Linked DNA regions of Mus musculus: regions 2, 3, 4, 5 and 6 are each linked to region 1. The links are chromatin loops, found by intact Hi-C in ENCODE. Cell type or tissue: heart. All regions are shown on one strand. Region 1 holds the start of Klhl2 (kelch-like 2, Mayven). Region 2 overlaps Cpe (carboxypeptidase E). Region 3 overlaps Klhl2 (kelch-like 2, Mayven). Region 4 holds the start of Tmem192 (transmembrane protein 192). Region 5 overlaps Klhl2 (kelch-like 2, Mayven). Region 6 holds the start of Msmo1 (methylsterol monoxygenase 1).

Region 1 (4,000 bases):
AAATAAGCACTCTTCTGGGTTTACTTCTACAAATGGAGTGGTGATAAAAAAAAATAGACATTTAGAATATTAGCAGAAAATTGTGATGGACAAAGATGAACCAGAGGAAGATCTAATGGGGGCTATGACTCAAAGTATGTGCCTCGCACACTGACACACCCTTTAGAAATTATTATTATTATTATTATTATTATTATTATTGCTTTTCAATGCTGCGATTGAATCCAGAGCTATGTATTTGCCAGGCACTATCACTGAGCCATAGCCCCCTCTTTAATTTATTTCAACTTGTTATGAGACAGAGTCCAACTAGGTTGCTAAGGCATAGTTTTCGAACTCATTCTGTACCAGGCTTACCTTTTGCTAGTGAGCTTGTATGTGCTTCACATCCACTTTCTCATCCGACTTTTGCTTTATAAAGCAGGAACTTTTCTTATGGCTCAGACAGATCCATCACGAATCCTAAGGAAGTATTATTAGTGATGGATCTGTCTGAGCCATAAGGAAGTCATCATGCAGGCCCTCCGCATGGCAAATCAGTAATGGCCTAACGATGCAGAGATATTAATCACGGCAAGGCATATTTTCTTTATTAAAACAAGTCACCACTGAGCACCCTTTCTTGGCCTCCTGAGTGCGGGGATTATAAGCACACACCAACACTTTTGCAATTATTTTATTTAAGTACTTATTGGCAGTGCTAGGGATGGAGCCTTGTGCTCCCTCAGGCAAGCACTCCGTTCGTGTGATGCTGGAGTGGCCCAGGGATCATGTCTTGGTCTTTTCTGTAGCTACATTACAGAGCTTATTTCAACTAGTCTTGTGACTGTACATACGATCTACATGGGTCAACTTCCAAATTTAAGTTCACTCCGGACGCTACTTCTCCTGAAGCCTAATCCATCGGAATTCTTACTGAGCACTTTATCATCTAGAATCTGACCACTTCTTTCAATCCCTCTGACTCCAGTTCAGCCATCTTTCTTTTGTATTTTGGCTAGACTAAACTTGCCTGCTCCCTTCCCTCCGCGAGTGTATCACTTATACAACTAACGGTAACCATTTGGCCAGTAATGGTCTAGTACTGCCTCAGTTACAGTAAGTAGAGAGTCTCAGACCTTGCCTTCCTTCAAGCCTGGAATCCTGGCTCTACCCCGAGGGTGCCTAGACAGTAAGTTTGGAGTGGAACTGAAGAATTCCCATCTCTAAGTTCCCAGGTGTTTCTTCCGCTAGCAGGCATTGGTGGAGAATTCGGAACCCTCCTGCCTTTTCTCAATGTGACAGGCATCTTGCTGACAGGGATCTTCACTGATTTTGCCTTAGCCCTGGACATTCACCCACCCCTTGAGTGGTTCAAGGTTCATGTTAATTCATCTTTGTTTAACTGATACCCCAAGAGGCCTTCCGGACCGTTCCTCATCAAACAGCACGCCCTATCTCACCGCCGTTTCTTCTTCTTCCCAGTGGACATCCTGGGCTCATTGTTTCTCTTATCACGTCCAGATGGGCAGCTAGCTAAGCTAAACGACCCACGTTTGCTCAGTCACGTCCCCAAGCTCAGCCTAGCAGGTGCTCAACTCAGTTGTCCAAGGACCAGATTAGGAACACCCAGGAAAGACGCCCGCTAGCTTCGGGCTTGGGACACTGGTCAGGCCGATCTATCTCGTCTTGCCTCGGTTTCCCCCTTCGGAAAGGCAGTGAATGGTCTGCCCTCCCCCGCATCCCCACGGGGGTGGGGGAGGCACTCGGACGCCAAGACAAGGATGTGAACACACCGGTGAATCAGAGCAAGCGGTGCACCGGAGAGCACCCCTTCCGCGCGAGCCCTCCCCGCCTCCGAGCTCCCAGCCTCGGCCCCGGGTCTACTCCCTCCCCCGCGGGCGCGCGCTCGCCCGTCCGCCCGCCGCCTCCTCCTCCAGACGCCGCGGAGGAAGGGGCGGCGCCGAGGGAGGGGTCCCTCCGCCGCGGGAGGCCGCAGCGCCCGCCCGTCACGGCGCCGGCGCCGGCCGGGAGAACCCGGAAGTGGCCGAGCAGCACGCTCGCCCGCTCGCCTGTCCCGCCGCCGCCGCCGCCGCCGTCGCCGCCCGGCACTCGGGGGAGCGCGGGAGCCGCGCCAGGCACACGAGCGCGCGGGGCCGACGGGCCATGGCCGCGGGGGCCGCCGCCGCAGGTGGTGGCGCGCGGTGAGGAGCGCTGCGCCCCCTCGGGGCGGATGGAACGGGGCTGGGCGGGCGGACAGTGCCGGCGTCCGCGGCTGGTATGGTGCTGGCGGCGGCGGTCGCTGCCTGCGTTCTGAAGCCCGCGAGGAGCCACAATGGAGACGCCGCCACTGCCTCCCGCGTGAGTGAGCGGGCGCCCGGGCGCGCGGCGGAGGGCTGTACGGTTGCGGAGGGCGCGCGGCGCTGCGGAGGACACGCCGCGATCGCGGGGGGTGGCGGGCGAGGGGAGGCGCGGGGCGTGACGGGGCGCGGCGCCCGCAGTCCGGGGGGCGACCGCGGGACCGGACTCTGCCAGGCCGGCCGGCCGTGGGTAGGGGCTTCTTAGTCCCGGGGCGAATTGAACGTTCGGGATGGAGCTGTGCGTGGGGCTTGGCGGGGTGTGCGCGCGCGGGGAGTGGTGGTGGTGGTGGTGGTGGGCTACGATCGCCCTGTCGGTACCCCACCTCCCCCCTCCCCGGAATGCATGGGCTGCTGCTGCCCATCTCGCCTACCCCTTGCTAGTAGGGAGCGAGAGGAAACTGGAAAGTACCAGACGCCTGGAGTCTAAAATGAATGCAATCTGAGGTTGCTTGCTTCTTGGAATTTCTAATAAAATTAATATCCAAGGAGCTTTTACATCACTCCAAATGAGCTGCGGCCGTTTTAGGGCATGTGATCTCCTACCTGGCACTGCAGAAAATCTTTTATCCAGAAATCAGAGCATCTCTCGTTCCCTTGGTACCCGGGGCACGTTGGTAGTGTTACCGACCTGTTAGGCACAGGTGTCTTTTTTCCTTGGTGCCCAAGTGCATTCAAGATCACCTGCAACAAAATTACTTTCTAGAAATAAGAGCTTTAAAGAAAAAAATCATGTGGAAGATGTTATTCTGTACAAGGATTTTTGTTTTTTGAAAAAGTGGCCTGTAAATCTTCGGGAGTTTGAACGTTTCGTCCTCCCCACCCCCACTCCCACCCCACGCCACCTTCATCAGTTTAACCTTTATGAAGGAGTACAGAGTCCTTTGGATCTGACTTTCAAACCGCAGACAAACCTCTCTCCAAAAAGGGTGAACCTTTTCATTCGATCTGATTCATGGAACCTTATCGGTTTTCAATGAGATTCGGCTAGCCAGTTTCCTTCTATCACCGTTGTCGTCACCAGCCTCTTGTGCCTATTTGGCAGGATTCCAGCTAAAATAAGGATATTTGGTTTGGGCTGAACATTTCTTTTTCTTGTTCTTTTTGTATTTTGTATTTTGAGTCCTTTTATGAGATCACATGGGATGATAGATCCACAGTTTCTGTATGTGCAGTGTTTTGAGCTTGAGTGGAACAGGTCGTGGGGATCTGAAGAGTGGGTGAGTCTTGGCTTGCCCCTTCTGGGCTCATAGAAATGATAGAAAAAGCAAGGGATCAGATGCTTTGCAGATGGTGGCAGCTTTGAGGCTCTGATCTGCTCACGCTCCCCAGAAGGTTGGGAAAGCTTCCTGAGCCCCCTGGGAAACATGTTAGCAGCCCCCCCACCCCCCACCTTGGAAGCAGAGTGAACTGGAGAGAACCAGGGGACCTTAGGATGAAGGTTCAGAAGAAAAAAAGATGGGTGTGGAAAACAGACCCTAGAGCAAGCCAAGGCATAGAAAATGGTTTAAGTCGGAAAACTGAATAAGATGAGCAGCTCTGTTCTTTTGCTATTGTTGCTTCGATTGTAGTTCTGGAACTAGATTGGAGGCTTGAGGTAGTGGAGGAATCCCGGGGTGCTGAGGAGGAAACAGTTGTAGCCTTGCAGTCGCTGGAAAGCTGCT
Region 2 (4,000 bases), 230 kb after region 1:
TCACTCTGGGTGGTGTAAGTGATAGAGGTTACTCCCTCCGTGAGTCTTGGAGAAACGGAAGATGGAGGTGGAGCAGACACGGTTTGTGATCAACCCTCTCTTCCTGGCACACAGGTGCACTCCTCCGAAATGTGTTTGTTTTCACAGGCTCTTTCCTCATTGAGGAGAGAAGAATTCATGATTTTATCTTCCTGTTAGGATAACAGGCCTTATTGAGCAAGAATCTTGGGACTTCAGTGAACCTTAATTACTTCCTTGATGGAGGAAGGACCTCAAGCCTTCACACCAGAATTGTGTGTGGACACAGTTTTGCAAGAGGTGGTCAGCAGGGAGAGAGGACTGGAAGGATGGAGCCATTGGATGTTTGGGATAGTCGACCACCCCAGGCAGATTTCTCAGACTTCCTGTTTAGAGGGCAAAGAAGCGGTTGGTTATTCACAGTAACTTAGTAGATAAACAATACGTTTCGGCGCCTTCGCCTGGTTTCTGTGGGTATGATAAAGAGCATGACCAAAACTAGCTCCTGGGGCGAGGTGCTTTTTGGCTTGAACTTTCTCATGACTGTCCTTCATTAAAGGAAGCTGGGGCAGGAACTCAAGGCAGGAACATGGAGGCAGGCGCTGAAGCAGAGGCCATGGTCATGTGCAGCTTACTGGCTTGCATTCCACAGCTGCTAAGCCTGTTCACTTGTACTCTAGAGGACCGACTTCCCAGTGGTGGCACAGCTTCCAGAGAACTGGACTCCCTCACATCAACCTTTGGTCAAGGAAATGTCCTACAAATTTGCCTACAGGCCAGTCTTGCAGAAGCCGTTCTCAGTTAAGATTCTCTCTTCCCAGATATGTCTAGGTTTGTGTCAAGTTGATAAAAGTCAGCATAGCACGAGTGTCTTCTGCCTTCTTTTTGGTGTCACAGAAAGTGCCTCTTACTATGCATTCTTTTGGTCTTTTAGGTGAACCTGAATTTAAATACATTGGGAACATGCATGGTAATGAGGCGGTTGGACGGGAACTGCTTATTTTCTTGGCCCAGTACCTGTGTAACGAGTACCAGAAAGGCAATGAGACAATTGTCAACCTGATCCACAGCACCCGAATTCATATCATGCCCTCCTTGAACCCCGACGGCTTTGAGAAAGCCGCATCGCAGGTGAGTGCCCGGCACGGTGGGTGGCCTGCCTTCTTCGTCTTTCTGACATATTAATACGTGTGTACTTGTCAATCTGCGAAGCCATAGTAATGCTTAGGGTTCACCGAGTGTGAGAGAGACAGTCCAAAGTTTAGAATGTCCAGAGTGAGAGTTCTTCAGCAGAAGCTTTAGTGGGAAATCTAGTGAATAATTAAGACGTTAATAGTGTTTTGCTGAACTGTTAAACAAATGGCACTTCTCTATTCGTAGCTGTGGCTAGGCAAATTTGCCTTTAAGGCAGTGATTTTCACCCGGTGGGTCATGGTCCCCTTGGGAATGAGCCACCAGTTCATGAGCGTTGCCGAAGGCCATCGGGAAACACCGATATTTTCATTAGGATTCATAGTAGTAGCATGATTACAGTTGTGAAGTAGCAACAACAATGGCTTTTCGGTTGAGGGATCGCCACAACAAGAGGAACTGTATTAAACAGTCCCGGCATGGGCATGGGAGGGTTGAGAACCACAGTAAGTGGTGCCTACTGCAATGCCTGCAGCTGGGTGAACTGGCGTCCTTGCGCCCTCTGCTGGATTGAAGGAAGAATAACTTGCAATTGGGTCATTATTTTACAGAGGATTAATTGCTTTAATTGCTGGTTTTATGAAAGATCACTAAAGACACTGCATCCCTCTCTGCCGCTCCCAACTCTCGCAAAACCAAAACCAAACCAGACCCCCAAATTCTCAGGTTTACAATAAAAATAATTGTATACATTTTAAGCGTCAGGCTAAAAACTAATGGCTCTTTAAATTCAATTTAATTTTTTCTTTTTGAGACAGGGTTTCACTATGTAGCTCACGTGGCTTGGACTTGGTTTGTACACCAGGCTGGCCTTGAACTCACAAAGATCCTACTGCTTCTGTCTCTTGAGTGCTGACATTAAAGGCGTGCATGTATAATTATATCTTTACAGAGACAATATGTGGGCTTACATTTTGATTGGACAAGATTATGGACACTATAGTTGTTACATGTTCTGCTAATTGTGTAAAATGTAAAATTTTGATGCACGTTGTACAACAATTAAACATTATAAACACATTTATCTTTTCTCATGCTGATCATTTTATTATAAAGACATATAGAGTCCTTTCTCCAAGATTTTGAAGCGAAATACACTTTTTTAAAAAAAAAGAAACCCGTAAAAAGCATTGAAGTTATTAACACATAAGAGACTCATGTCCAATTCATCTTAAGTTCTTAGGATTATTTATTCGTTTGTAGATTTAAAAATCAGACTTCTGTGATCAACAGAGACAATGTTACTTGATGCTAATTGTTGGTGGTGTGATTTTTAAATAGGTCACCTACAATCAGTGAGTTTGTACCGACAAATCATTGAAATCTGCTAAACATCGCTTACATATAACTATCATTGATTTAAAACTATTATTCATGAAAACTATCTTTTTCCAAAATGCTTATAACAAATATTTTAAATTGGGCACCTTCATGAGTGTCCTGATAAAGTAGTGAACACAGCAGTACTGGGAGGATATTGCAATAGACAATCTCAGGAATTAGTTTTTGAGGGCAGTGATGGGGACGTTAAGAAGGTATTGACAGTACTAATAAGCAGTGGTGGTTTTTCTGTTGTCTCCTTTAGCCCGGCGAGCTGAAGGACTGGTTTGTGGGCCGCAGCAACGCCCAGGGAATAGATCTGAACCGTAACTTCCCAGACCTGGACAGGATCGTGTATGTTAATGAGAAAGAAGGCGGTCCTAACAATCACCTGCTGAAGAATCTGAAGAAAATTGTGGACCAAAATTCAAAGGTAGCATGTGTGTGGCTTTCCCGGGGTCTGCCGCATAGCTGGGGAAGTATGTTTCAGTGTCTTCGGTACAGTGAATGACACAGGAGTGACATGAATCGTTTTTGCTTTTGTTTTTGTTTTTTTTTCCTGTTTTCAAGACACGGTTTCTCTCTAGTCTTGGCTGTCCTGGAACTTACTCTGTAGTCCAGGCTGGCACTGAACTCAGAGATCTGCCTGCCTCTGCCCTCCTGTGTTGCTGGGCGTAGTATGTGCTATACATCTTGAGTTACGTTTGACTCAAGGCTAAGGCTGGAGCGGCTGGAGTCTGGGACTTTGCTTCACTCTGAGGACTAAGGATAAATTGTGAAAAAGGAAGGGGGCGGGGGAGCAGAAAACACAGCAGTGAGTCTTGCCTGGAGGAAGCCCTTTCCCCACCTGACCACCAAGTTCTGCAGGACTCCACAGTGTTGATCTTTGTCCTTTCCCTCTAAACCTTCTCCTGCAAAATTTCACATCACCTGCTGTCTTAGTGAGGGTTTTACAGCTGTAAACAGACCCCATGAGCAAGACAACTCTTATAAAGGACAACATTTAATTGGGGCTGGCTTACAGATTCAGAGGTTCAGTCCATTACCATCAAGGCAGGAGCATGGCAGAATCCAGGCAGGCATGGTGCAGCGGGAGCTGAGAGTTCTACAGCTTCATTTGAAGGCTGCTAAAAGTCTGGCTTCCAGGCAGCTACATGACTGTCGTAAAGCCCATGCCCACAGTGACACATCACTCCAACAAGGCCACTCCCACTCCAACAAGGCCACACCCACTCCAACAAGGCCACACCTTCAAATAGTGCCACTCCCTGGGTCAACAATAGTCAAACTATTATACCTACCTTTTCTATTGCCCCTCAACTCTGCTGAGTTTCTTTCCATACCCTGTCTGTCTTGGAGGAGACACAGCCTTCCTCCGGGTCCCTTGCATTCACCTACTTCCCAGTACTCATATCCTTGCCTGGCGTGTTCCCATCAGCTGTATTAAGAGCCCCTAAAATTCCACATCTCT
Region 3 (4,000 bases), 110 kb after region 1:
AACGTGTGTTCTTGTAAAATTAAGTTTTATCTTTATTCTTTCTCCTGAAAAATCTCCTGGGAACAGAGAATCTTTGGAGCAGATTAAAATCTATGTAAGTATATGACACTGTTGAGGGGTGAAACTGCTGGCTTTTATAAGTATCTTTGATTACATGACTATAATAAATTGTGTGCATATAAATGTGTGTCTATATGCTTTCCTTTAAATATGTTTGAAAAGATGTTTGATTATCTATTTATAATTGGCACAGTACTTTGAATTATGCCAGTACTACATTGTAAAACAGAGTTGTATTTTTTGATATTTAACAATGCTGAACACTTTAAAAAACGCCACTTCTGAGGAATGAATGAACATGGCGTAACACACTTTAATATGTGTGATGCCAAACTTTTTTAAATAAAATATAAATTATGCTTATTTATTATTTTTTTCTTTAGTTTAATCTTGATCATGTTTTGGTGTGTGTTTTTAATTTTTTTTCTTAAAGTAACACTTTTGGCATGAACATACCTGCAGGTTTTTTGATGAATATAATGAATGTGTGGAATTCAACTGAATTTGCATGGTCTTAAGAATTTTTTCTGTGTGTATAAATTTAGCTGCTATTAATGGAAGAGAAAGCTTTCTGTGACTAATCATGTGTATTGAGCAGATAGTTTTTCTGAGATCTTCGATTAATCTCTTTAAAGATGACCAACATGTGTCTTTCTTGAATTATCTTTGAATAAAAGTTTGTATATTATTTGTTTCACAACGTCCTTGGTTTTACCAGTGTGACTTTTTGACTATTCCTTTTGCAGACCTTGGGTTCTCTGACTTCATACATTGATACCATTATTTTTCATGTTTGGAACAATTCTGTGTTTTCATTTTTATTTATTTTTTGCTAAAGTAACTTGTACACTAAATCTATTAAAGAAATAACCAATAACACTGGGAGTTGTTCTTGGGGAAAAAATATTGACCTCAGCCATCAAAGTAATGGACTGACTAAACTATTATATTTCCTTACTCTTTAGGATCAGTAGCACATAGATGAAAAAACAAAAACAAAAACAAAACAGTAAGTAGCCTTGATAGAAGGGGAAACAGTTGTGAAGCAACTGAGGATCCGTGGCTTTGATAATAAATACACAGAGCTGAAGGATGGGAGTGAAGGAGTGGGTTGAGTGCAGGGCACAACAGAAAGGGTGGAATTGGAAAGGAAAATTAAGCTTATGATTGTCTGTCAGGAGAGGAATCTAAAGGGTCACACTGTCAGCAAAAGTTATAATCATCAGGAAAGAAACACATGCTAAAATTTCTCTGTGGTTGATACAAACTGTTCACATTTAAATAGAACCACATTGCACAGTTGAAGTCTCCATTACAAATAAAGATAGAGTTTAATCAGGAAGGGCCTGTGTTCACTTGATGAAACATGAATTTCCACATTAGTGCAGCCTTCCAGCTTGGCCATTATTAGCAAACATGTCAGGGGTCTAATGAGTCTGGAACTCAGCCATGTCTAACAGCAGCGCCAAGAGAAGGTAGACATTCTATTTCCCAGTCAGTTCCTAGAAATGAGGAATGAATGGTTCTTTCTCTTATCACAACACAGAATATTCCTATGACTACATGTTTGTGAAGGGCCCTCACACACAGCAGTTCTCCAAAGATTGTTGCCTGAATAGCCAATAGTTCAGTTTACCCAATCAAGAAACAGGGTCGGATCCCATAAGACTGAGGGCTCAGCCCCACCAGCCTCCCCACCCCAACTTCAGATACCAGTCACTGGTATTTCTTCCCAACTGACTAGAAGCAGACTGTAGTGACACTCCCTCCTTGGGTGACCCCTATTTGCTAAGATAGCTCACAACTTAGGAAGACATATTCTGATTTGCTTCATGGTTTTTCTTGGTTTTTTTTTTTTTTTTTCATCATACAGGGTCTCAAATGTAGCCCTGACTGTCCTACGTAGACCAAGGTGGTCTTAAACTTAACCTTTCTCCTGAGTGCTGGAACTAAAAGTTTGCATCAGCACCCCCATCTTATATTCTGGTTTGGCTTTAGATATTGCAAAGCATACAGATTGAGATGTTTCTGAGGCAAGGCAGGGAGCTGTCCTATCCTTAGAGCCAGCACTGTCTCAACCACTCTAACTGGGCTTGCCTAACAGTCTCTTCCCCTTGTGTGAGAGGTCCTTTAATCATCCAATCAATCTGGTGACCGCTGTACATCGAAGGTGCCATGCCCTAAGTCGTCTTATTGGCATAGACTGCGCTGTGAGCAACCTTTGCTCCCTGGGTAATCAGACTTTATTGAGAACAGCTTTAGGAACAAGTGACAGGGATGGGACCAAGACCGAGCACATTTCATGTGCTACGCTTCTAAACTCTGAGTATCAAAGTTACACCTACAATTTTTAGTGTGTTTCTTAATTTAATCTCAGTGTATTAGGATAACAGAGTAACAACTTGGCTTGTCAAACAACACTTTATCTTGGCTTTCTGGTTCTAGTTGACTTGGCTTTCTGGTTCTAGCTTGCTTGCCAAGATCTGTAAGCTGCTGGATTCCTAACTGATGGTAGGTGACTTTGGACATGCCTCCCTCCCCATTCCAACCTTCACCTTCTTGGTTTTTGATATTTGCTAGTTAGTTGCTTTGCTTTTCTCCTGACATACAGAATGATTTCCCAGATGATCTCTTACTGTGTAAGAAAGAGTTCAGAGGTTGAGGCAAAGAAGCTCATAGAAATTTTACTAAGAAAGCAACCTCCTCCCTGAAGTAAATGGTTCTCACGCCTTGGCAAAGGAACTTGGCTTCCCAACTGGCAGAGACCATTACTGAAAACCACGGCTGATCAAAATCCAGGAAGTAAGATTGTGTGGCACTTAGTCCCAAAAGATGCATCTACAGCTGGACTCCTGCAGCTGAGGTTCTGGGATCAGTGCAGAAGCGGGTGGAAAGATTGTGTGAGCATGAAGAACAGGGAGTTTGCTGTGAGATTATGTCTCTTAATGAGTCAGAGAAGACCCATAAAAGTCTCATTACCGTGGCTGCCTACACAAGACCTCACCAATAAAGGTGACACCAACAGACATGCTGACATGGCACAGGGAAAGCTTAGGAGGCCTCAACTTAAGACCAAGAACAATAGGCAACTAAGGAATGTGGAGATCAAGAGAAATAGTCTTCCTCAAAGAATCCCCACCAATTGGTTTATTCAGTGCCAGATGCTCATTGCTAAAGACATACATACTAACAACATTATGCAGACTTAGTGGGTTGTATTTTTATATTTATGAATATCTGACAACAGTCTCTTAAAAGGTTCTGAACTTGAGAGAACACAAGAGGGAGTATATGGGAGGGGCTGGAAGAAAGAACAAGAGGAGATGAGGTAATTTAAAATGTGTGTGTGTGTGTGTGTGTGTGTGTGTGTGTGTGTGTGTGTGTGTGTGTGTGTATAAAAGGAAGCAGTCTGGGCTTGAGTAAAGTCAAGGCCAGATCTGCATACTTGTTTCTCAAGGGAGCCGTGCTGCCTGCTTGTCTTGAATCTACTTGTTGGCTAAAAGCAGAGAGGTCTAAGGTTGAGGGCAGTAGTGGATATGCTACCAGACAACTTAGTTCTTTATGTCAGGCTCTGTTCCTTGGCTGTGTGTTGTGTAATACTGTACTACCTGATTATGTGCAAAGAACACCTTATTTCAATTTGCTCTTAAGCACTCGGTCTTCTACAGACTCCCATGGCTGCTGGTGCTTCATTTTGGAGCAAAGGTTAGATGGCTGAATAGAGGCATATTTTGGTATCGGGTTTCTTAAACTAAGCCTAGGATTCTCCACTGTATAAAGGAAAGGCTCCAGTGTGTTGAACCCACAGACACAGAAACCATGTCTGTGTCCTGTGCTATGTATGCCAGTTGTGAATTTTAAGAAATTTCTTAGGCTTTGACTCTCACTTTATTATGACAAAAATTAAGACAGTGGGTAGTGTTATGTCACAGAATTTCAT
Region 4 (4,000 bases), 97 kb before region 1:
TCTGATGGTAGTCATACAACAAAAGGCCGTTTGTAGACGACAGATCTCAGGTAAGGAAACAGCAGCATATTCAAGTTGGGGTACATTCTGTGAAGGTGTGTCTCTGTGTTTCCAATTGCTAATTCTGGACCAGCAGAGAGCTAAATGCTGGCAGAATCCTGGTCTTGCCATTTCTACAGCCCATTACTGGGTTTCTATTTTGTAAATATTCATTCTCCCCATCTGATCTAGAATCGTATCTGATTGGCTGTAATAAGGAGAGGAGAGACAAGAGCTAGGCAGGAAGTGGAGGGTGGCTTTTCCAGGAGAGAAAGGGATTCTGGGAGAAGAAATCAGAGGTGAGGGATTCAGCCAGCAGACAAGGGGGTAAACAGGACCAGAGCTGAGCAGAGAGGTAGAGGTGGCCATATGGCATGACATAGTGCCAGGATTAGTCTGGTTAGGGCAGCTACAAGACTGCCCTCCATGAGAGGCCTAAGTATTAAGTTTCCAAGTAGTAGTTGCTTTCCCATTTTCTCAGTTGAAAAATAACTAGATTAGTCCTGCTGTTAGAAACATATTTCATCAAGAAAATGTAACTAGCTACATCATCCTAGCATTAAAATGGGTTGAGTCAGGGAAGATAGGCAAATCTGAGGCCAGGTTAGGCTATATAATGAGTACCAGGCCAGCTAGGGCTACATAGCAAGTCTTAAATAAACAAATAAATAAATAAATGACTGCAGGACCCAAACACACAAGAATCTAAGCCCTTACAGTTCTGGAACCTTGCTATTATTAATTATTATTATTATTATCATTATTATTATTATTATTTTGATGTACTTTTATACTAAGACCATGATAATGTTTTTATTAGTTATTAGCTCAGGTCACTGTGCTAAGATAATGTCAGCCTTGCATTTCTCAAGGGCAGGAATTGTATTATGCCACTGGACAAAACAGTTTGTTCTGGAAACAAACGCATGTTTCCTCCCAAAGTGTTTCCCCCGCCCCACACCCAATTTCAAATAAATCAGTGTCTTAATGAGCTTGCAAACTCAAGATTTTTGCAACTGTATTATTCTATAATGGCTACATCATGAACTGGGCAACCGAATACTTTTTTTTTTTAAAGCAACCAAGCACTGTTCCTATCATGCCTACATTCAAAACAGCACATGATAACTGTTATGCGCCAATCTGCGTTTCCGGGAGATGAGAGCTACAAGTCCGCCCGAGGGATGCTGGAGGTTAGAGTCACTCCAAGTTCCGGGTGCTCTCCGACCAACGCAGGAGGGCCCACAGAAGCCGGGTCACCCGGGCTTGCAAGCCCGCCTGTCAGTCTCTCCCAGGAAGGACAGATCAAGCCAGCTCGCATCACGTGAAGCTCCCATTTCCGGAACCAAAGACGCGCACTGCACGTGAGCCGCCGAGTGAAGGGTCCCGCACGCCCACCCTGCCGTGTCCCTCCGATCGTTCAGGAAGACGTTCCCGGGGTCCGCGGTCCCCGCCCGTCGCGTCACCCCGCACCCTGCGTCCCCGATGGTCGAGCCGCTGCGGCTCTGGTTAGCTCCTAGCCCGCAGTCTCCGCCCCCTGAGCCCAGCACAGGAAGCCGAATGGCGGGGACAGGGCTCGGCGCCTCACTCACGTCCTCCAGCCGGCCGGCCGCCGCCATGACCCGCCGTCGCGGGCCGATGCCCCGCCAGCCTGACCTCTCCACCAGCGCCCGGGCGCCGACGGCCCGGGACAGTCGCACCTACTAGGACCTGCGCGCCCCGCCTCGGACACACCCACTCTGCGCTCGCCCCGCCCCGGCCGCCGAAGGCCACGCCCCTCCACCTAGATCAGCCGATCAGCAGCCAGGGGCGTGGCCCCCCCTGCAGACTCCAGCTTTGAGCTGCAGTGTAGCCCAGGCGGTTGTTTTGGGGTTTCCCCTAAACTGTTGCTTCATCCATTTATCAGAGATTTGGAAATTAAAGGATGAATTTCTCGAGCAACCATTTAAACCAAGTAAACTACTTCTCTTTAGAATATTAACTTATTTCTGTTGGCGCAATTTTTGTTTGCAACAATATAGATAGCTCTGTTTGGAAAAAGACGCAGTAAAAATCGCAATTCCACCTGTAGAGGGACTTAATTAGAATAGATTCCAATTTCTATAACACGATTTACAGATGTCTCCACAGGAAATTTCTGTAGTTTTTTTTTTTTTTTAAGGTATTCTGTTTCTGTTTTCCCCTTCCCCATCTCTTCTTTTTCTGTCCTTTGATTATTTTTGGTTTCAGTTTTGTTTTTATGAGACAGGGTTTCTCTACATAGCGCTACGTGTTCCGGAACTCACTATGTAGACCAGACTGAACCCTCGGAGATTCGCCTGTCTTTGTTGCCTAGTGGAATGCTCGGATGAGCCGCCACACTTGACCCAAGATTAAGTCAGTTCTTCCACTATGTGAATCCTGGACTTGACAGCAAAAGCCATTCATTGCCCAGTCCTCATTTTTGTAAAAATTAAAACAAAGTCTCAAGTAGCTCACACTGACCTAGAAATTGATGTGCACTGAAACGGGCCTTCAGTTCCTGATCCACTTGCCTTCACACAGTGAAATCTGGCATCGCTAGTGTGCATCATCGCAACGGATGAGTTGTTTTGTTTTATATACAAAGTATTTTTAAAATGCTTTTATTTTATGCATTTCAGTGTTTTATTTGCATGTGTGGCTATGCACTGTGTGTGTGCCTATTGCCCAGGGAGGCCAGATGAGACACTGGAGTTAGACAGTGGTTCTGGGAATCAAACCCAGGTTTTTTTTGGAAGAGTGGTTAGTGCATTTAAGCACTGAGCCATCTCTGCAGGCCAAGTTTTAAACACACACACACACACACACACACACACACACACACACACACAGAATCCAACTGGGGAAGTGGGTGTGGTGGCACACACCTGTAGTCCCAGGTCTTAGAGGAGACAAGAGAATCGTGATATCAAAGCCAGGCTTTGCTTTATAGTGCGTTAGAGGCAAGCCTGGGTTACACGAGATATCTCATGAAGAATGAAGAGAGATTTGAGGAAGAGTCCTCAAGGTCTGTGGTTGAAGAGGAATTGGAAGGCAAAGATGTCATCAACGCCGAGCAGACTGGGCCCCAAGGACAGTGACTAGACTTGTCCATTGGAAAGAATGCCTGTCCTCGTGTCCTGGAACAGCTAGCTGAATCATGTTGGCTCCTTCCTCTCTACAACCAGCTTCTCCACAGACCCTGGGAAGGAACAGCCCTGAAATCCTCAAAGGACATTTCCTTATGTACTGCACACTTTTAACTGGCCTTTACTCTTTTAAATGAGCATTTACTGGCGTCTGTTAATTATATGTAATAACAGGTTTCATTATGGCATTCTCATACGTGTGTGTATAAGGTATTTTAGTTATATACAGCGCCCGTTGCCTTCTCTTGCCCCCTCCCACTCATTCCCTTTCTTTTCCCAGCTAGTCCCCTTTCTGATTGCAAGGCAGCAATGTGAAATGTGTGTGTGCATGCTTGAGCATGTGCCTGTTTGTGTGTGATGTAATGAGTGTAAGATTACATACTTACAGGATCATGTGTCACTTAACAATCCCTCCCTCTCTCTCACTCTCCTCTCCCTCTCCCCCCTCCCCCTCTTTCCCTCTCCCTCTCCCTCCCTCTCCCCCTCCCCTCTTTCCCTCTCCCTCTCCCTCTACCCCTCCCCCTCCCCCTCCCCCCTCTCCCTCCTTGATTAATTCTTTATTAAGAATATAGAAAGTCAGGCCATTGAGTGGCTTAGCAGGTAAAGGTGCTTACTCTGAAAGCCTGACCTGATGACTTTCGTTCAATCCCCTAAACCCATGAAAAGTAGCAGGAAAGTGTTAGAGAGATGACTCCGCAGTTAAGAACACTGGCTGAGTTCAATTCCTATCGACCACAAGGTGTCTCAAAACCATCTATAATGGGATCTGATGCCCTCTTCTGGAGTGTCTGAAGACAGCAACAGTCTACTCA
Region 5 (4,000 bases), 61 kb after region 1:
AGGCTGGCTTTGAACTCGCCATGTAGTTTAAGGTAACCTTTAACCTCTCACTCTCCTGCTCCTTCTCCCTAAGTGATGTGCACCACGTCACCCAGTTTTATGTGGTGCTGGGGATCAAACTCCAAGCCTTTACGAACAGCTACATTTAAAGCCGTAAATTATACTCTTGGAAAGGTGGACAGGAACTTAGTGGTAGTCTACTTTTCAGTCATTTGAGAGATTCTAAATATACAGAAAGAAAGACTTTTGAAGGATCTAATGCAGACATAGAAGGCAGATTTGATTGTGGGGGCACACAGCTGTGTTCCTAGTGTGCTGGAAGCAGAGGCCAGAGGCAGAGGCTCAGTGTTGGCAGACAGCATGACCCTGTCTCAAAAACAAAAGCAATATAAACAAACAAACCAAAGCAAGGCACATGGAGCTTTAGAGGCTTTTTCAATATTTGTTTCCAGGTAAGACCTTGGACTGTTGTTACTCAGGCCAATCTCAAACATGTGAACCTCCTGTTTCAGCTCCCGAGAGCTAGGATTATCAATGTTTACATTTTCTCCTTTGTAGTGAGAATGTATGGAGGCAGCGCTAATGTCAATGAGACAAAAGTACAGCAATTTCCAAAGGGATAATAGGATAAGAGACTTGTTTTACAGCAAGAGGCTGCCTGGATTCCATATCTCAGCCGCTTGATCAAGAGCATTGAGTGAGTTTTTACAACGTTCTGGACAGCGGAATGTTTTACAAATGAGAAAATTGTGGCACAGGAGGACTCAGGTTTTCCAGGACCACATAGCTGCTGTGGAATGATTCTAGATTCAAGGCCAAAGTGCTCTGGGTAAACTGTGGCCTGGTGTCCATTCTGTATTCTTCTCAGCTCACGTTCCTGAAGCTTTTAGCAACAGTGTGACAATCTGGTGTTAATATCTACACCTCCTCACTCACAGCCTCAATCTGTCCATGGGGTTTGAAGACCTCTTGGAAGGCAGTAGTACTGGGGTGAATGGAGAGCTGTGCGTGTCCCCACTAGATCGATGGAAGACAATAAAATATATTAACACAATCCCTGTTAGCATTGGAACTCCAGGGTGGCTGGCGGTTTTGTCTCTTCGTTTCATTTCTGTATCTCTAGAATCTAGATTACAAGTTAGTACAGAGGAGGTGGGTATCCATTACGAATTTGTTAAATGAATAATAAGTCATTATTAAGTGAATAAATGCTCAGAGTTCTTGAGAGTGAATGGAAGTTAAGCCACCAAGTCACCCTCACCCCATGAAATGGAAGAAGCCTGGACTGAAGCATCCCCCAGTCCCCGGCTATGACCCTGGGCAGGACTCCTGCCTGGCAGAACCCTGCAGAGTGAGAAGGTGGGACAGGAGAAGGAGCCTGGTTAGAGGTTGTGGTGGGAGGGGGCTTATGGGTAATGATGGGTTTCGTTTTAAGAATATTTGGCCAGGAAAGGAAGTCTAACTGACATGAAACAACCTCATCCTGTGAATGAAGAGAGCGGATCCTAGTGCTTCTTTGTCGTGAGATTGAATTCCCTGTGCCAGGAAACAGAAAAACCTTGGATTAGAGGCAGTGCTAGTGATCGAGGGCCAGGCTCTGTGTAAAGTGGTGAATATGTTTTCAGCAATGCTGCAAGCAAGGTAGTTGTTGTCTGCATTGTGTAGTTGTTGTCTGCATTGTGTGTTTGGGCCACTATCAGGGAAGTCTTAGGTTACAAAAGATGGAAATAGCAGCTATAAAAAGGATACTTGGGGTGGGGAGGGGCTCTCAGACGGCCTGATGACTACTCTGCCACTCAGGTTTTCTTCCCAGTTCCTGATTATACCACTGCGAAGTCCATCAGCCACTGGCATATTCTGTTAAAGAGTCTGTCTCTCTTAAAACTTTAATTGTCTCTGGCAAAACTTGGTCTGGAGGTGTTTGTAAGATTAGCTATGATGGGAACTAGTTGAAAAAGAGTTTTGGGCCCTGCTACTGGTAAATATCTCAAGTGATGGAGCTTGGGTAAGGCCGAATTGGATGGAGGGAGTCAAGGTAGGTGTGTCTAGGGGTGGCAAGTTATGGGTGGGTGCTTAGAGCAGAGGGCTGCTTTCTGGTTGCCAGGCTGCAGTTTTGAGAGGAAGAAGTGTGACTAAGATGCTGGCAGGGTGCCACAGACAAACACCTTCCTGTTTGTAAACTGCAAGGTGGGTGTAGTCCTGCATCCCCCAAGAGAGGAAGAACAGGCTTCCTGTTTCTTCCCTGTACCCACTGAAGTCTCCGCAGCCAGGTGGTGGTGCGGCTCAGTGGTGCTGAAGCTTAGAACCATCCTGAGTCTGTAAATGAGCAGCGAGTTGAGAAATAGACCCACTGAGTATTACTTAGAGTCTGGGAGCTGGGTGCTCCTGAAAAGTGCTGATTTTTATTTTACAATGAGGTCTTTTTAGTGTGTGTGTGTCCATGTATGCACATCTATGAGCACCTGTATAGAAATCAAAACTCAACATGTTGAGTGACATTTTTCTTCTTACTTATTTATCTAGTTTATTTGAGACAGTCTTTCACTGACCCTTGAGCTCACCAACTCAACTAAACTAGCCAACAAACTCTAGGAGATTCCTGTCCCTGCCTCCCCAGGGCTGAGATGAGAGGTGCATGTCCCTGCTTGTGATGGTTTGTATATCCTTGGACCAGGGAGTGCCACTATCTAGAGGTGTGGCCTTGTTGGAATAGGTGTGACCTGGTTGGAATGGGTGTGTCACTGTGGGTGTGGGCATAAGATCCTCACCCTAGTTGCCTGGAAGTCAATCTTCCACTAGCAGCCTTTGGATGAGGATGTAGAACTCTCAGCTCCTCCTACACCATGCCTGCCTGGATACTGCCATGCTCCCACCTTGATGATAATGGACTCAACCTCTGAACCTGTAAGCCAGCCCCAATTAAATGTTTTTTATAAGACTTGCCTTGGTCATGGTGTCTGTTCACAGCAGTAAAACCCTAACTAAGACACTGCTCTTGGTTTTGGTTTGTTTGTTTGTCTTTTAAATTGTGGGCTCTTGGGAATTAAACTCAAGTCCTCATGAAAATTACAGAAAGTTCTTTGTCCACTGAGTTATTATTTTTCTAAATCCCCTCAATGAGAGTCTTACAACTTCTTCACGTGTGGTGATAATGTCATCTCTCTGTGCATGCCCTTGGGCAGCTATTTCCTTGTTTGCTTCCAGGTCATTGTTTCTGAGATGAACTTAAAAGTGTTGGAATATTAATATAAAGCCTACACATTGGTAGTACATTTGTGAGTTTACAGTGGCTGAGCTGAGCTGTCAATTTCATGTTCGTGGTTTCTTAGGTATTGGACTATATCTATAGCTACATTTAAGAGTCTATCTATTTATTATATAGTTACTACATAAATATACTATATATGTATGGTATATAGATACTATATAAAAGGTACCCAGAACCTTTTGTAGTTTCTTCTTCATAAACAGACTGCCAAGGATCCTGTTGGCTAGTTTAGTTAAGTTGGCTAAGGATCTAAAAGACATACTATATAAATGATTTCCCCCATGGAGTGAATGCCCAAGCTGAAAATGCACTACAGAGTCCAGTAGTCAGCCAGAAGTGTGCTTGTCTCAGCAAAGCATTTTGCATGAAATTTGGCTTGTCAGTGTGAGCTGGGCTAAAAGCATCTTAGTTTAAAGTGTGCAGCTGGGGAAAGTGGCAGAGGGATGCTTATTGTTTGCTTGGTCTTCCTTGTCTAGCCTTCTACTTGTCTTTGCTAATCAGTGCTCCCCTGCCCTCCACGTTCTTTATACATTATGGAATGTTTCTCCTGAAGTATATAGGCAACTATAGCCTTTAATTTGTCTTGCTGCGTTTGAAATTATCATATCTAAGTGAAAAAAAAAAGTTATTTCTCAAACGATAGCATTTTAAGTTAGGCTTATTTAATTAGCTACCATGATCTTTTACTTCATCTTTCTCCAAGCACGCTGCTGATTGCAAGAGCACCAGAGA
Region 6 (4,000 bases), 120 kb after region 1:
TGCCTGGGTTACACCACCACAGTGGATATGGTATTTTGTCGTTGTGGTTTTTCTGGGACACCTTCTTTAAGGAAAAGATTGGCTTCCTGTCACCACATTATCTCTAGATAGGCTTTCACAAGTGGTGTAAAAGGAGCCTAGAGCTGTAGTCTAAGCGCTCCTGTCTTTGGGCACTCACACTAGCGTTACACAGGCTTGGTTCTTAGCTCATCTGCTGGTTTAGGTCCAGGTCTTGACACCTAGGGAGCAGATAACTCCCTTGACTTAGAACCAATTTCTACCTGTGGAACTCAGCCCCCTAGAATGTTAAGCATAAACTCTACCCCTGAGCTGCCTTGCCAGGGCCTCAGCATACATGTGCCCCTCCCCCTAGCCTCTCTGAGCTTTGTTCTCAATCTGCAACACGGGAAATGCTGGCATCCCTCAGCTATTGCAGGATCTATATTGCACTAGTACCCTATGGTCCATGTGCAGAGATTTATTAAAAGATAGTTGCCAGGCTCAGTCAGCACAAGCCTGAGCGTATGAGGTTAACCCTCAGCAGCACAAAGCAGAAGGAAGCACAAACTCCCCTTGTGAACACACACTCACAGACAGACACTAAATGAGATAAAAAGAATAGAACTTTGAAAAAAGCTTCACTTATTAAAGTACGTGGGGGGCAAGATGGATGATCCAAGGCCTGAGGACTAGAGGTCAAGGCCGTCCTTAGGTTACGTATCCAGCTCAAAGGCCAGACTATAACTCGAGACCTGTCTTAAGGAAGATCGAAATCTAATACACAAAATTGTCCATTACATATAAATTGTCAGGTTACCTTAATATCATTTTCATATTTATGTCTCAAAAATATTATTAACATGAAAATTTAATTCCTAGTTTTATTAATCTGATTACAATAAATATTAGAAAGTGATTTTTTTAAAAACTCCAGGGTAGCCTAAAAAAAATCCAACTTACATCACTGATTTTGTTTTTATTATTTTATATTATTTGAAAATGTCATCCATCTATACAGTTTATCTTGACCATATTTTCCCCTCATTCCCCAACTATAACTCCCTCAAGCCCCATCATACCTATCTGTCTATCTCTCTGTCTCTCTAGCTTTCTGTGTCTCTGGCTCTGTGAGTGTAAGAAAAAGGATACATTAATAAATTTGAAGAATAAATTTAGTATGTAAAAATTAATTATTTATAATGGAATTCAAACTATTATAACTAAACTATATGATATGTGGACCAGTTTAAAGTGAAAATAAATGTAGTATTCATACTAGTATAAATAATAAGAAATAAGTGTCATTTTCAAAAAAAAAAGAAAGATCGAAATCCAGAATAAACTACAGGAAAGCAAGACCAAAAACTCAAATCAGTCTTTAAAACATATATACCACTTTTTTCCCCGGGTTCTGGATGAAGCCAAGCCAATGTGAGTAGCAAGATGCTACAACCCAGCGCACCCACAGCACTGGGCGCCTAGGAACCCACCGCTTGGTTGCCAAGGCGACGCCGGGTCCGCGCGGCTGCCCCGCCCCGTCACGCCGTCACGCGCTCGCGCGGCGCCCCGCCTCCAGCTGCGCTGCCGCGCGGACGACTGGCTGGCCGCGCGGGTCTCACTATTCTCACTCCATCCGCGCAGCCAATGACTGGCGCCGCTAGGGCTTCGTTGACTTGAGTCACACGCTGCCGGGCCTTAGCACGGACCAATCACTGCACGGCGAAGGCAGGGCGGGAGTGGGGCGGACCAATTACGACAGGCGAGCCGGGGCCCGGCCTCCGGGCCCTGCCCCTGAGCCGGCAGAGGTAGTGAGGAGGCCGCTGCACCTGCCAGGACTTGCGCTTAGACCGCTGTCTGTCGCGGGGACGCCAGGTAAGGCGCTCTCTAGCCTGATCCGGGTGGAGGGCGACTGAGACGGGGACCAGCAGGGTGGTGTCCGGCTGAGGCCGGTAAGGATGCGGTGGGAAGAACCTGGGTGGGCTGTGCGAGACTCCAGGCAAGGAGCCTAGGTTCTCAAGTGATGCAACTGGAATGACAACACTTCCTGCCCTTTAAAGAGTTTGCAATCACCTGGAGTCTGGTTCATTGACTTGAGTCTTAAAAACTTTTTACAAAAACACCATCACCAAGTGGGGGAGTAGGGTGTGTTCTGTGTTTGTGGATCTAGGAAGCTGTCCCAGAGGTATTGTAGGATGTGGCTCCATGTGAGAGAGGGGTGCATGGACGAGAGGTCTGGGCTTCACATTAGGAGAATTACCCGCGCTTGAACCATGAAGGTTTAAACTTATGTTTAAATGGATCCTGACCCTGTGCCTAAGGCTTCTCTAAGCTGCAGTGCCGAAAGAGGGGCTGGGATCGTCAGCCAGGAGTTAAGTTATCCTACGAATACATTTTTTTTTTCATCCTTTTTATTTTTTGAAATCCGAGGATCTAGTCTACCTGATTCAGATCGAATTTCCAGGCAAGCAGGCTGCTCAAAACTGAAAAGGCAGGATATTCATTTCAGCAAAGCCTGCTTTCCCCTCTCCTGTCTGATCACTTTATCTGACACTTTGTTTAAAACTACATGCCCTGTTTTCCTCTCCTCATTACGGAGCGTGAACTTGAGGTAACTGAACGCTGTCTCAGCATTGTGTGGAAGTTGGGAGACTTAGTCGAGGATGCCGAGTTAGAGACTAGAACAGCTCTTTTGGAGGTGATGAAGTTTCTCAAGTTAGGCATTAAAGCGTGTTTGCGATGGGCACCTGAGGCACTGTAGGATGCATTCAAGTTTGATCCAGGCCAGCAGCCTTTTGGGTAATCAGAATCTAAATCAGGATAAGAGTTACAGATGATGGGTATCAACCAGCATTCCATGAGACTAGGAAAAATGTCAAATGGAGAAATGTCAAATCTTGATGGTTGCTGAGTGTGTGGGCGAACACTGGTAATCTCAGCAGGGTATCAGGAGTTCAAGGTCGTCCTTAGTTTCATAGTTTTAAGCCCAACTTAAGACACAGATCTTGAGACACAGAGAGACAGGCAGAGAGAGAGAGAGAGAGAGAGAGAGAGAGAGAGAGAGAGAGAGAGAGAGAGAGAGAGAGAGAGGAGAGAGAGGAGAGAGAGAGAGAGACAGACAGACCTGGGGCACTTTGTGAAATTTTTTTTAAGAGTAAGTTGAGCATACGGATAGAAATAGAAAACGATGGGGAGTGAGAACATACCGCCAGTGTGAGCAGCCTTTTCAGGGGGCCTGGGTAAGCTGTACTCCTCCACTCCCCATCCGTGCAACTTTGTACTGTTATTCATTTATCCTAAGCCTCAGCTCATCATTTGAAAACCAAGGATCATAGAAGTTCCTCTATTTCACAGCGAGGCAAGGGTTTAGCTTAAAATGACAGCATATACTGGGTATGCAGAAGGTGCTCAATAATTGTTAGCTTATTTTAGATGCTGTGTGCCAGGTCTTATGTTCAGTGCTTAACATGATATTTATTGAGGTTTCCTGACAAATTATTATTATAGTATTATTATTAATATTATTGTCTTTTTTTTTTTTGAGACAGGGTTTCTCTGTATAGCCTTGGCTGTCCTGGAACTCACTCTGCCCCTGACTCCCAAGTGCTAGGTTTAAAGGCATTGCAGCACCACTGCCTGGTGGCAATTTTTTTTTTTTTAGTTTTATTTATAAGTTATATGATTACATTGTAGCTGTCTTCAGATACATCAGAAAAGGGCATCAGATCCCATTACAAATGGTTGTGAGCCACCATGTAGTTGCTAGGAATTGAACTCAGGACCTCTGGAAGAGCAGTCAGTGCTCTTAACTGCTGAGCCATCTCACCAGCCCCCTCTTGACAAATTATTATTGAGGAATTTTTTTTTTTTGATAAAACTATGGCTCAGAATTTTATCATTCCATAAGATCTGGGACGTGTAGCAAGGACGTCAGTGTTCATTTGGTCATTGTCAAATTTGGTATTGACCTCAGGAAAAATGGAGATTGGTACAATAGTCTTGT

What was found. Hi-C counts contacts between places; a loop is a spot of excess contacts. Peaks named below come from ENCODE experiments on the same cell type or tissue, not always from the same donor. Only the 100,000 strongest peaks of a DNase experiment are listed, where the experiment ranks them.
Region 2: a loop joins it to region 1, with 2.4 times the contacts of the local background. A loop is called at or near these places in 7 of 42 quality-filtered maps.
Region 3: it touches region 1 in a loop (5-fold over the local background); 11 of 42 quality-filtered maps call a loop at or near these places.
Region 4: it touches region 1 in a loop (7-fold over the local background); 22 of 42 quality-filtered maps call a loop at or near these places.
Region 5: a loop joins it to region 1, with 2.2 times the contacts of the local background. A loop is called at or near these places in 6 of 42 quality-filtered maps.
Region 6: a loop joins it to region 1, with 8 times the contacts of the local background. A loop is called at or near these places in 12 of 42 quality-filtered maps.

Annotation. Positions count from the first base shown.
Region 1 is chr8:64,847,973-64,851,972 of GRCm38, reverse strand. Klhl2 (kelch-like 2, Mayven) reads left to right here and starts at 2,049. Exons shown (of 15, transcript NM_178633.3): 1 at 2,049-2,340. The coding sequence starts at 2,315. In heart, a CTCF peak has its summit at 2,247; a DNase peak (open chromatin) is centred at 1,922; H3K4me3 peaks cover 2,668 bases; H3K27ac peaks cover 1,491 bases.
Region 2 is chr8:64,616,500-64,620,499 of GRCm38, reverse strand. It overlaps Cpe (carboxypeptidase E), which reads left to right. Exons shown (of 9, transcript NM_013494.4): 2 at 953-1,149; 3 at 2,795-2,962. Among named protein-coding and RNA genes, the nearest start is that of Cpe, 75 kb to the left of the region's middle. In heart, a CTCF peak has its summit at 1,714 (motif pointing left); no DNase peak of the experiment used is centred here; H3K27ac peaks cover 91 bases.
Region 3 is chr8:64,736,610-64,740,609 of GRCm38, reverse strand. It overlaps Klhl2 (kelch-like 2, Mayven), which reads left to right. Exons shown (of 15, transcript NM_178633.3): 15 at 1-935. Among named protein-coding and RNA genes, the nearest start is that of Msmo1, 5.0 kb to the right of the region's middle. In heart, no CTCF peak of the experiment used is centred here; no DNase peak of the experiment used is centred here.
Region 4 is chr8:64,944,965-64,948,964 of GRCm38, reverse strand. It overlaps Tmem192 (transmembrane protein 192), which reads right to left and starts at 1,780. Exons shown (of 6, transcript NM_028427.3): 1 at 1,632-1,780. The coding sequence starts at 1,658. In heart, CTCF peaks have their summits at 1,894 and 3,972 (motif pointing left); a DNase peak (open chromatin) is centred at 1,784; H3K4me3 peaks cover 1,367 bases; H3K27ac peaks cover 1,070 bases.
Region 5 is chr8:64,787,077-64,791,076 of GRCm38, reverse strand. All of the region lies in intron 4 of Klhl2 (kelch-like 2, Mayven), which reads left to right. The region is part of intron 3 of Gm46040 (a long non-coding RNA gene); the gene reads right to left. Among named protein-coding and RNA genes, the nearest start is that of Gm46040, 14 kb to the right of the region's middle. In heart, a CTCF peak has its summit at 2,260; a DNase peak (open chromatin) is centred at 2,146.
Region 6 is chr8:64,731,380-64,735,379 of GRCm38, reverse strand. Msmo1 (methylsterol monoxygenase 1) reads left to right here and starts at 1,802. Exons shown (of 6, transcript NM_025436.3): 1 at 1,802-1,872. In heart, a CTCF peak has its summit at 1,660; a DNase peak (open chromatin) is centred at 1,659; H3K4me3 peaks cover 2,192 bases; H3K27ac peaks cover 2,022 bases.